Linked DNA regions of Homo sapiens: all the other regions are linked to region 2. The links are chromatin contacts, found by Hi-C or POLR2A ChIA-PET in ENCODE. All regions are on one chromosome and are shown on one strand. Each heading gives the region's core, a stretch centred on a gene start or an enhancer-like site at or near the end of the contact. The rest is flanking DNA. Distances are from core to core; before and after follow the strand shown.

Region 1 (2,890 bases), core at 91-2,590, 1.2 Mb before region 2:
GCGATTGAACCTCCAGCCTCAGCCTCCCGAGTAGCCTATTATTTATTTCTAAAAGTAGGTGATACAGCCATATGATTTAACAATTCCTGCTCTATAGGTCCCCTCTCCAGAGGCAACAGGTGCTCTCCATTCCGTGGTCTCCTTCCAGATACTGTGGGCGTCCCTGGGTGCTCACCTGGCCGTATACCTTCCCCCACCCACTTCCCCACAGGGCCCGGGGCCTCCTCACTCCGCTTGAGACCCTCCATCCAGGCGCTCCCTCCCTATCGTCCGTCTCCCTTGGGCACTGCCCGGCCTCCCAGGCTGGGCTGAGTAGGCCAGTCTCCGGTCAGTGATTCTGTTCCAAAGCTCGAAAGCCTTCGCAGCACTGGGACTGAAACCCCCAGCTCTCAGCCCCGACTCCTTCAGGCCAGGTGCTCCCTCCGCACCCTCTCTAAGGCCCGTTTTCGCGTCATCTCTTTCCAGCGGCCCGCCCGCCACGTCATCTCTACCACAGCACCAGTCCTCCACGGCTCTTGACAATACGTGGGAGGGCAAGTTCATAGGTGAGGTCTCATGCTCTTCCTAGGAGGGAGGAGCGCGGCGGGCGGGACCCGCAGCTGGGCTTGGCCCGGGAGCGGGGAATAAGCTCGCTCCGCGCCTCTCAGTTTAGTGGATGAAGACTACTATCCCAGAAGCCGTTTCGCCTCGGGCTGGCGAGCTCCTCCCCGCCCTACTCCCTCCGCGCGAAGAAGACTGAGCATGCGCAACAGGGACAGCGCCTGCGCAAAAGACTACGCGAGCGGGTGGCTGGGTTCACTGCAACTCCCGGCAGGCCGCTGGCATTTTTCATTCCCTCCCGTGACCAGTGACTTCCGGCACGAAGGGGCGGGGCTGGGCTCGTGGCTGAGCCAGCAGCTGCAGCAGCTACGGGAGTGGCCGGGTGGCCGGCGGGTGCCAGCCGCCATGGAGGCCGTGCCCCGCATGCCCATGATCTGGCTGGACCTGAAGGAGGCCGGTGACTTTCACTTCCAGCCAGCTGTGAAGAAGGTGAGCTTGCCTTCCATCTTCCCCCCTATCCGCCGCGTATCTCCGTCGTCTGCAAGCGCGTGACGCCCCCCTGCGCGCCCATCACCTCCTCAGGCCCGGTCGCAGGGTCCGGTGAGGCCAGGAGGGGCCTTCGCCGGTTTTCCTCAGCCTGTCCCACACCCCGGCGCCCGCAGGCCATTCTTCTCCTCCCCGATAGCCCCGTGCTAGCACCTGCATCTTCATCTGAACCCGGTTCCCGACTTCTGCCCCGAGTCATCCGCTGTTCCCACTGAGGCAGCACACTTCCTCCTTCTGACGCTCGGACCCAGTTCTGCCCCGCCCCTCCTCCATGCCAGGACCGCCCCGCGCGGGAGCGGTGGGCGGCCCTGACCGTGCGGATTCTTTTGCTGCGCCCGGCCCTCGGTGCGCTGTCAAGTCCACGCCCGCCTGGGACAGACACTGGGGATGGCTCAGGGGCGTGTGTTTAAGACGTGAGCCCCGGTGGCCCAGGGAGATGCCCGACCCCTGCGGTGAGGGTTTGTTTTACAATTGCTGCGATTCTGTATGGTCTCCCATTCGGGAGTCTCTTTGGACCAAACAATACAATCCCACGACATTTTTAGGAGGGTTACTGCTTTTCGTAACCGACTGGAGGGCATAAACAGTGTTGTAGAGCTCAGAGAAATCTTACTGTGTTGGAAGAACAGACGGGCAGGTTTGGCGTTGACTAAGGCAAGGAACTTCTGTGGAGAGGTTCAGGTGTGGTGATTGAACACAGGTGCCCTCCGAGACATCCGCTGTATTGGTAGCACTGAGGGCTAGAGCAGAAATGAAAAGGAACAACCAGGAGGCCGTCGCAGGTGGGGGGCCTTGTGGGCTTAGCACAGCAGATGCCAGAGTAAGCCCCAATCTAGATGGTGCACCACTTAGCGAGACGCTTGGGAAGACAAATAGGAAAAAGAAAATGGGTTTGGAAGTAGTTTCCCAAGAAGCTGTCTCCCCTCTAATCGCCATACACCATTGCCTTAGTTCAGACAGTGTTTGAGTCCATCATCTAGCCTCTTGGGGCCAGGAAATGAGGGTAATTGATCCAAAATTCTAGAATTTTGTTAACGGTTATCCAGACGTTGCTCTCTTCTTCATCTGCTGTTTCTTTTTCCTACCTTTTTTTTTTTTTTTGAGACGGAGTTTCGCTCTTGTTGCCCAGGCTGGAGTGCAATGGCACGATCTCGGCTCACCGCAACGTCAGCCTCCCGGGTTTAAGCGATTCTCCTGCCTCAGCCTTCCAAGTAGCTGGAATTACAGGCATGCGCCACCATGCCCGGCTAATTTTGTATTTTTATTAGAGATGGGGTTTTGCCATGTTGGTCAGACTGGTCTCGAACTCCTGACATCAGGTGATCCGCTTGCCTCGGCCTCCCAAAGTGCTGGGATTACAGGCCTTCATCTGCTGTTTCATACAAATACAATTGGATGAATTTTTCTAAGACACAACAGAACTCCTGTTTTCTTTTTCTTTTCTTTTTTTTTTTTTTTTTTTTTTTTTTGAGACGGAGTCTCACTCTGTCACCCAGGCTGGAGTGCAGTGGCGCAATCTCAGCTCACTGCAAGCTCCGCCTCCCGGGTTCACGCCATTCTCCTGCCTCAGCCTCCCAAGTAGCTGGGACTACAGGCACCCGCCACCACCCCTGCCTAATTTTTTGTATTTTTAGTGGAGAGGGGGTTTCATCGTGTTAGCCAGGATAGTCTCGATCTCCCGACCCGTGATCCACCCACCTTGGCCTCCCAAAGTGCTGGGATTATAGGCATGAGCCACCGCGCCTGGCCAAAACTCCTGTTTTCTGTTTTACAGAATAGATCCGGTATCTTTTTTTTGGAGACG
Region 2 (2,700 bases), core at 166-2,665:
TGAGAACATGTGATATTTGCTTTCCTAAGAGATGTCAATGCATATACCATATATCACACAATCTTAGATGAACATGTATTTCACATCTAACATCTTGGAATGCAAGAGGCATTTTACAATCTATAGTATCCTTTGATTAAAATTGGCAAGATTCTTGAGATTCTTTCTCTGGCACTGGAGCACAGACAGCTCCTTACAATCTAGCACATTTTAGAGTTCATGTAATATAGCATTCTTTACTATAACAAGTGACATATAACAAGGAAGTTGCAGGCCACCTTTTCCTATGCTTAGTAACAATTTAAATCGCAGGACATTGTTTCTGGAAAACTAAAAGGATGTGTCAATAAAAACATCTGGCCCTGGGGCTGGGGGCTGAAAGGAGGAGGAGATAATTATTTCTTGGGAATCTTCTCACCTATTCATATATCTATCTGTGACTCAAGATTTCTTGTGTCAATTTAGAGAATTTGTATTTTTTGGAAAATCACACATTTCATTGTACTGTTAAAATGCATTTGCTTCCTAAAATGTATTTCTGGTCTAGCCTGGAGATTATGACCTTGGGCAGTGAGGCTGACAGACCTGGACCCCTGCAAGTCACCTAAGGTGTCTGAATCCCATTTTCCGCATTATAAGAGGAGACATGATCACTTCCCTTATATGGGCTCCTTAACAAAAGGCTGGAAAAGAATTTGGCCGCCTACTTAACGGGCATTATATGCTAAATAATGTTGGCTTATAGTGAAGATTGTCCCGTGAAGCCAAGGCGTGGCTAGGGTAGGGAATGGGGCCATTCTCGGGGTGAGTGGTCCTGGGTCCGAACCCAAACCACAAACGGGAAGACTCGAGCCCAAGGTCACACCCCAACCAGGGAAAAGACGGCAGGCCCAACCTGGAGGCCCTCTCCCCAAAAGCGTCCCCAACTCACCGTGCAAGTGGGCTGAGAGGACTGCTCGGAGGCCACACGCAGGCCGTTGTCCAGCAGGCTAACCTGCGTCTCCGGCACGAACTGGAGCGCCTGAGCGAAGGTTGCCGTACTCCGCAAGGCTGGCGTCCGCAGCAGGGCCGGCTGTGGAAGGGAACAGCCGCGAGTGAGGACTCGGTCAGGGGATCGCTCCCCACCTCCCAGGTCCTCAGGAGGACCCCCGAACCCCGCCCCTAGGCAAGCGGCGAGATACCTTTCCCCGCCCTCCGCCGTGACCTTCCCACGGCCCTGACCCCGCGTCCTCCCCACCTCGACCTGCCACTGCTAACAGCCCACACCTGTCCGCTTCCCGAAGCCCTGTCCCGAAGCCCCGCGCTCTCGCCACCACCTCACCGAGCGGCGGGCGCGCAATAGCACTTGTGCCCCGGCGGTAGCGGCCCGACAGACCACGGACGCCGCCATCTTCCAGCTGCAGTCGGCCCTGTTGCGCCGCGCAAGCGTAGACTGGGCGCGTTGGCGGTCGCGGCGCAGGCGCAGTACCGTACAGTTGGTGCTCGGCCGCCTCCTGGCGGGAACCGGGACAGTCTATTGTGCTGGCCTGGCTTTGGCTGACTGGCTCTGACCGCGCTGCCGCCAGTCCCTGCGCACATCAGTCCACCTGCCGTCCATCAGCCCGAGCAGGTCCGCCCGCCGTGCAGTCCATCTCCCCATTCCACGCGTGGAAGTCAGAGTGCATTATGTTTCTCACCAGCCGCGCTGCGTACTGAGGTCTGGCGGGCGGGGAGTTGCAGCCACAGCGTGTCCGCAGGTTCGAGCCCAGGGCTAAAGTACCAGCGTGGAAACTTACCTGGGACCACAAGTTGGTGCTGAAAGTCAGTATTTTTTTCTCTTTATTTATTTTTTATTTTCTGAGACAGGGTCTCGCTCTGTCGCCCAGGCTGGAGTGCAATGGCGCGATCTCGGCTCACTGCAACCTCCGCCTCCCGGCTTCAAGCGATTCTCCTGCCTCAGCCTCCCGAGTAGCTGGGATTATGCCCGGTAATTTTTGTTTCTTTAGAAGAGACAAGGTTTCTCCATGTTGGCCAGTTTTGCGCCCTGCCAGTTTTCTCTTTAAAAGAACTAAGTACAGGCCGGGAGCGGTGGCTCACTCCTGTAATCCCAACACTTTGGGAGGCCGAGGCAGGTGGATCACTTGAGGCGAGGAGTCCAAGACCAGCCTGGCCAACATGGTGAAACCTTTCCTTTTCTGTAAGAGGAAAAAGAATTCTGGCTGGGTGCAGTGGCTCATGCCTGTAATCCCAGCACTTTGGAAGGCCGAGGTGGGCGGATCACCTGAGGTCGGGAATTTGAGACCAGCCTGACCGACATGGAGAAACCCCGTCTCTACTAAAAATACAAAAGTAGACGGGCGTGGTGGCGCATGCCTGTAATCCTAGCTACTCCAGAGGCTGAGGCAGGAGAATCACTTGAACCCGGGAGGCGGAGGTTGCGGTGAGCCGAGATCGCGCCATTTCCAGCCTGGGCAACAAGAGCGAAACTCCGTCTCAAAAAAAAAAAAAAAAAAAAAAAAAGACTTCTAAGGTATGCTTTGTTATGTCAACTAAAGAAAAAAAAAAACAAGCTTTTAAATATTTAAAGTTAGTTCTATTCAGAAGTCTTACCAAGAATTGCAACCCGGGAGAGCCTTTCAGGGAGTTTCTGCTAGACTGCTCCAAAGCAGTGTTTCCGACAGTTTATACACTGGTGGTGGCGGCTCTCCATGTGCTCAGAAA
Region 3 (2,839 bases), core at 141-2,640, 1.1 Mb after region 2:
AGTAGAGACAGGGTTTCACCGTGTTAGCCAGGATGGTCTCGATCTCCTGACCTCGTGATCCGCCCGCCTCGGCCTTCCAAAGTGCAGGGATTACAGGCGTGAGCCACCGCGCCCGGCCGGCCGGGACTTTTTTTTTTTTTTTTTTTTTTTTTTTTACTTAACTAGTTATCTTGAGTAAGTAATGATGCGGCTGATGGGAAAGGGGAAGCTACAGGCCAGACAAGTGGACTCTCAATCACAAGCACGCCATGGAGCAGGGAGCCAGGGCCCTGAATGTGGAAGACCAGCCAGACTCAGGTATATGGAGGGAACATCCTTACTGTCCAGCCTCTCCTGATCTCTGTTGGCACCTTAGCCCAGCCAATCCTGTACCACGTGCACAGGGAACCTGCCTGCCTAGGTTTTTTCCACAGGAAGCTCCCTGGTCCTGGGTGGAGTCTGAGCCCACCAGGCCTTTCACACCCAAGAGCTCAGGGTGAGGCCTGGGGAGGAAGGCAGGGACCCACCAGCTCACGGTCCCCAACAAGGTGCCACTGAGAAGGCTGGGTAAAGGCTGCGGGGATAGATAGCTCTTGCGGCAGGCCTGGCGACTGATAAGTCCGGGCAGCACCCTAAGAGTTGGCACCCGCCCCTCTGCCCCGCACCCCAGGGCTTTGCTTCGCGCCCTCCGCCCGGACCCTGGCCCTTCTCTTCTTCGTCTGCGTGGAACTCCCTCCAGGGCAGGGCCTGGCACTGTGTAGTGAATGTCGGCCTCGTGGTGGACCCGAAGGAACCCTACAGTCAGCCCCAGAGCCGCGGGAGATCCACGCTGCGGCCGGCTCCGCCCCGCCCAACCCTCACCCTCACGCTCACGCTCACGCTCACGCTCACGCTCACGCTCACAGGCTCCCGGCTCCACATTCCTCGCAGGGCTCCAATCCGGACCCGCCCGCCTTGCCCTTCATCCTCAAAGACTCATTGGTCCCATTCCCCTCGGGCCCCGCCCTTCGCGTGCTTGGGCCATGCCCGTCCGACCGCGCTGCTTCCGCCTTGCAGCACCCCCTCAACCCCTTCTCTCGTAGGCCCTTCTACCCTCCCCGAAGCCGGGCTCCCGGGTTCCGCTTCCACAGGGCCGCCCCCTCTCCTCCGAGATCCAACGCCTCGCCCCTCGGTAAGAGGCCCAGGACTCAGCCCACGGCCCCGCCCCCCACTTGGCTAGTCCGCCCCTGGCGAGACCCCTGCTCTCACCCACCCAGGACTTCTCGCTCCCAGGCCGGGTCCTCTCACCGTCAAGGCCCGCCCCCTGCCAACGGTCCTCACCCATTAGCCGAAGGCCCCGCCCCTCACAGATTGCCGCAGGGCAGGGGCGGAGACAGCCCGGGCCGTCCCAGGCTCCGCCCCCGGAAGCCTCACTTCCGGGCGCGAGCACGCCCCGCCTCGCCCCGGCGGCAGAGAGGAGACTATGGAACGTCAGGTGAGGGCTCGGCCCGCGGTCCCCGTGGTCCCTGCAGCCCGGGCCGGGCCTGACCCTGGTGTGTCCCCTGCGCAGGTGCTGCTGAGCGAGCCCGAGGAGGCGGCGGCTCTGTATCGGGGCCTTAGCCGCCAGCCCGCGCTGAGCGCCGCCTGCCTGGGCCCGGAGGTCACCACGCAGTACGGCGGCCAATACCGGACGGTGCACACTGGTGTGTGTGCGAAGGGGAACTGGCTGGCGACGGGGTCGCGCACTGGGGTGGGAAGGAAGGGGGTGTGGAGGGCTCGCTGCTTGACAGTGCGTAAGGGTATATAGGGAGCCGGCCTGGACTTGGAGGTTACACTCCCACAGGTCCCTGCACACAGGTGTGTGGAGGGGGGGAGGGGGCGTGCGGGGCGTTATCGAATGGCGGCCATGAGTGCACGAGATGACGGCGTAGGGGTAGAAGTCAAACCTGGGCTCAGGGCGTGGACCTTGTAGGGCTCTCCACCAACACGCCATCCCATACACATGCCAGGCTGCCCTCAAGATTCCAGGGTGGATGCTGGGGTTACTAGGGGGTTCTCTCAAAGAGGCTGTCAGCTCAGGCTCTGGAGGCCTGGACTAGGGTTGTGGCCAAGTGTTGTCCAGCCTGCAGCCAGGGTGTCAGTGTCTGGAGACAGATTGAGAGATTGGGGAAGATAGATCTAGGCCTTCCTGGGTCAGGTGGGGCTGGGGGCAGTAGCCAGGAGTAGCCAAGACAAGGTGAGCAGTCTCATGCCTCCCCTCACAGAGTGGACCCAGAGGGACCTGGAACGCATGGAGAACATTCGATTCTGCCGCCAATACCTGGTGTTCCATGACGGGGACTCAGTGGTGTTTGCAGGACCTGCAGGCAACAGTGTGGAGACCCGGGGGGAGTAAGTTTGAGGGAGGAAGCTTGTGGGCAAGGCCACAGCCGTCCGCAATGCAAGCCTTTTATGAATGCTCACCATGTGCCTAGAAGGGAGGCCAGCAGCCAGGTTCTTGCCCCCTTGGGAGCTCATTCAGTTTCTGGTGACATGGCCTGATAAGCACTGGAAGCTTGCTCCAAACTCAGCCTGGACTAGAGCCCATGGTGGCCTGGGGAGTTGCAGAGAGTAGAGTCTCTGCCTCAGGGAGGAAAGGCAAGGTGGGGCTAGAGGTGCTCCAGAAGCTGGTGTGGGGCCAGAGCCTCAAGAATCTCTCCTAAGAGGTGTGCCCAGTAGGGAGCAGGAAGGGGTTATTGCAAGATAATCCTGACCTGTGCTACCCCATGTCCACAGACTGCTGAGCAGAGAGTCTCCTTCAGGCACCATGAAAGCTGTGCTGCGCAAGGCTGGAGGCACGGGCCCTGGGGAAGAGAAGCAGTTCCTGGAGGTGAGTCTGCAT
Region 4 (2,700 bases), core at 80-2,579, 1.1 Mb after region 2:
CGCTCACGTTGTACTCGTGCGTCTGGTTGTGGTGCAGGCGGGGCCCAGTGGCCAGGCACACGAAGAGTCCCGCATGCTGCTCCTGTACGTTGCCTATGGCCAAGCTGCCGTCGGCCAGCACCGCGATGCTGCCATCGCGGGATCCTGGCGCCCTGAGAAGCTCCTGCTGCGGCGAAACCCAGGCAATGCGCATGGCCGGGACGCTGGTGTTGCAGTAAAGCCTCAGGGACCGACCCACCAGCGCGTACAGGTGCTCTTCCGGCCGCTCTAGGCCAAGAGCTGGGGCCGACGAGCAGTTCTCAAAGACGCGGCTGTGCTGGAAGAAGCGCACGCGGGACGCGGGTACCTTGAAGGCCAAGCATACGTACTCGCGCGCAAAGTCGCGCACGGCGCTCAGGCCCCGCTGGTGCCAGCGCTGTAGCAGGTGGTAGAGGCGGCAGTCGCAAGGCAAAGGGTTGTTGTGCAAGTAGAGGCCGTTCTTGAGGAAGGCCGGCAGCGCGGCCAGCTCAGGTACGGAGATGTGTCCCAGCCGGTTGGAGGAGAGGTCCAGAGTAAGCAGGTGGGTGGCGCTCAGACCGTGCAGGTGGTCGAAGGAGAACGAGGCGAGTTCGTTGCAGCCCAGGTAGAGATGGCTGAGCGCGCGCAGGCCGTGGAAGGCATGCTCGTCCAAGTGCACCAAGCGGTTATTGAACAGAAGCAGCTTCTCCAGCGCCCCCAGCCCGTCGAGGTCGTGGCGGCCAAGCGCCCGCAACGTGTTAGATGATAGATCGAGCAGCCTCAGGCCGCTGGCGTTGACGAAGACGCCGCGACCCAGCGCATCTAGTTCGTTGTGGTCTAGGTGCAGGGCGCGCAGCTGGAAGAGGGGCGCCAACCAGCCGGGGCGCAGGCGCTGGAGCGCGTTGTGGCTCAGGTCGAGGTCCGCAGTAGCGGCAGGTAACTCGGCTGGCACGTCCTGCAGCCCTAGGCCAGTGCAGCTTAGCAGGTCGGCAGCGCAGATACATTTGTAGGGGCAGTTGTGGAGCGCACGGGGCGGGAAACCCTCGGAGTCCGGGGTGCCTAACCCAACGCGCAGCATGCAGAGCAGTGTCCCCAGCAGCACCAACCAGGTCATGGCGGCGACCACCAGGGACAGTACAGAGCAGCTCTGTGCAGGTTGCAGTTCCAGGACTCACCCTCTTCTGCTCTAGTGCGACATGGGTGGCACCGGATGGCCCTTGCCGAGGAGGCACGGCGGGTTCTTGCCAGCCGACGGCCCCTACTCTCCGGTTCCCAGGTTGTGAGGCGGTGCGGCACTCTTAGCCGCGCTCCCTTCGGCTTCGCTAGCCCTCTCCAAGCGAGTTCCTGATCGGCTCCTAAATACTCCCCCCAGGGGCGGGGCCCGGGCTCCTATTGGTTCCCGTTTGAGGAGGCGGGGCGGCTACATCCCTTTGTGCCCAATGGCCCCGCATGACCGCCAGATGGGGAGCAAGGCCAACCCCAAAGTCCCCGTCAGCCTTTGGCTGGCAGCTCTCCGCCGCTCGTTTTTCCTCGGGGAGTAAAAGGGGGAGTCTGGAAGAATGTCTCCAAGCTGCTGTTAGTGTTTATTTGAAGTGACTTTGAAGGACTGATAATATTATGGGGCAGGCAGACTCTCACTATCTTAAGGTGGTTCGCCTGAGCCTTCTTAAAGTGGTACCCCAGGCCGGGCGCGGTGGCTCACGCCTGTAATCCCAGCACTTTGGGAAGCCAAGGCAGGTGGATCACCTGAGGTCAGGAATTCGAGACCAGCCTGGCCAACCTGGTGAAACCCTGTCTCTACTAAAAATACAACAATTAGCCGGGCGTGGTGGTGGGCGTCTGCAATTCCAGCTACTCGGGAGGCTAAAGCAGGAGAATCACTTGAACCCGGGAGGTGGAGGTTGCAGTGAGCCGAGATCGTGCCATCGCACTCCAGCCTGGGCAACAGAGCGAGACTCGTCTCAAGAAAAAAAAAAAAAAAACAGGCTGTGTGGCACCTTACTAGAATACAGGACTTGGGGTTTGGGAAGCAGGGAGACGGAAAGGATGCAGGGGGGGTGATCATGTACGAGCCATGGCACTCCTCATTGGCAATCCCAAGAGAGACTTTTAGCCAGGCCCCAAGCCTTCTGACTGCCCTTGCACCCTCCCCTACCTAGGAGAGAGCAAGCCACATCAGTGCTCCTGGCAGATCCCTGCTTCCAGCTACGCTCAATATGCTATCTCCTGGGACAGCCAGAGCCCCCAGCACCTGGCACTGCTCTGCCAGCCCCTGACCGGAAGCGCTTCTCCCTGCAGAGCTGTGAGTGGGCTGGTGGGGCAGGTCAGGGAAATCTGGGGCTGGGTCGGGTCAGGAGCCTTAAGAACAGCAAAGTCCTAGGCTGGGAATATTCAAGAGGCATCACATCCTCAGCTACCTCTGACTTGACACTACCTACCACTCCCCAGATGCGGATTATATCAGTGCCGATGAGCTGGCCCAAGTGGAACAGATGCTGGCGCACCTGACCTCTGCATCTGCCCAGGCAGCAGCTGCCTCCCTGGTGAGTGGGAACACGGTGCACAGGTCCATGCCACTTGAATATGTGTGCACTCCTACACAGGCACAACGGACATCCACATAGCCAGGCATCCAACTCCAGCCCACCCTTCACTCTCCTCCCTGCAGCCCACCAGTGAGGAGGACCTCTGCCCCATCTGCTA

What was found. A loop is a pair of places that touch in the nucleus more often than their neighbours do. ChIA-PET counts read pairs that join two places held with the same protein, here RNA polymerase II (POLR2A). Pooled maps may share reads with other maps.
Region 1: a map of naive thymus-derived CD4-positive, alpha-beta T cell shows a loop between it and region 2 (25-fold over the local background). The contact joins the promoter of PTPN23-DT here to the promoter of UQCRC1 in region 2. A Hi-C loop is called at or near these places in 1 of 168 maps with a recorded cell type or tissue (naive thymus-derived CD4-positive, alpha-beta T cell) and 7 of 50 pooled maps. POLR2A ChIA-PET finds 5 or more read pairs at or near these places in 2 of 52 experiments (activated CD4-positive, alpha-beta T cell and naive thymus-derived CD8-positive, alpha-beta T cell).
Region 3: a pooled map shows a loop between it and region 2 (10-fold over the local background). The contact joins the promoter of APEH here to the promoter of UQCRC1 in region 2. A Hi-C loop is called at or near these places in 7 of 50 pooled maps.
Region 4: a pooled map shows a loop between it and region 2 (4-fold over the local background). The contact joins the promoter of AMIGO3 here to the promoter of UQCRC1 in region 2. A Hi-C loop is called at or near these places in 1 of 168 maps with a recorded cell type or tissue (breast epithelium) and 2 of 50 pooled maps. POLR2A ChIA-PET finds 5 or more read pairs at or near these places in 1 of 52 experiments (HEK293).

What each region holds. Positions count from the first base shown.
Region 1 is chr3:47,380,152-47,383,041 of GRCh38, forward strand. PTPN23-DT (PTPN23 divergent transcript) reads right to left here and starts at 1,341. Exons shown (of 1, transcript NR_185912.1): 1 at 1-1,341. PTPN23 (protein tyrosine phosphatase non-receptor type 23) reads left to right here and starts at 870. Exons shown (of 25, transcript NM_015466.4): 1 at 870-1,029. The coding sequence starts at 946. RefSeq lists enhancers at 256-933, 443-502, 673-892, 934-1,609.
Region 2 is chr3:48,608,231-48,610,930 of GRCh38, forward strand. It overlaps UQCRC1 (ubiquinol-cytochrome c reductase core protein 1), which reads right to left and starts at 1,416. Exons shown (of 13, transcript NM_003365.3): 1 at 1,322-1,416; 2 at 932-1,072. The coding sequence starts at 1,390. RefSeq lists a silencer at 1,037-1,136 and enhancers at 1,307-1,406, 1,486-2,000, 1,697-1,806.
Region 3 is chr3:49,672,961-49,675,799 of GRCh38, forward strand. It overlaps APEH (acylaminoacyl-peptide hydrolase), which reads left to right and starts at 1,391. Exons shown (of 22, transcript NM_001640.4): 1 at 1,391-1,453; 2 at 1,529-1,661; 3 at 2,223-2,349; 4 at 2,734-2,827. The coding sequence starts at 1,442. It also overlaps a transcript of BSN not described here. RefSeq lists a silencer at 1,076-1,685.
Region 4 is chr3:49,718,355-49,721,054 of GRCh38, forward strand. AMIGO3 (adhesion molecule with Ig like domain 3) reads right to left here and starts at 1,330. Exons shown (of 1, transcript NM_198722.3): 1 at 1-1,330. The coding sequence starts at 1,111. RNF123 (ring finger protein 123) reads left to right here. Exons shown (of 39, transcript NM_022064.5): 36 at 2,157-2,299; 37 at 2,446-2,540; 38 at 2,666-2,700. It overlaps GMPPB (GDP-mannose pyrophosphorylase B), which reads right to left. Exons shown (of 9, transcript NM_021971.4): 9 at 1,562-2,700. RefSeq lists enhancers at 296-1,103, 585-694, 1,465-1,694 and a silencer at 2,689-2,700.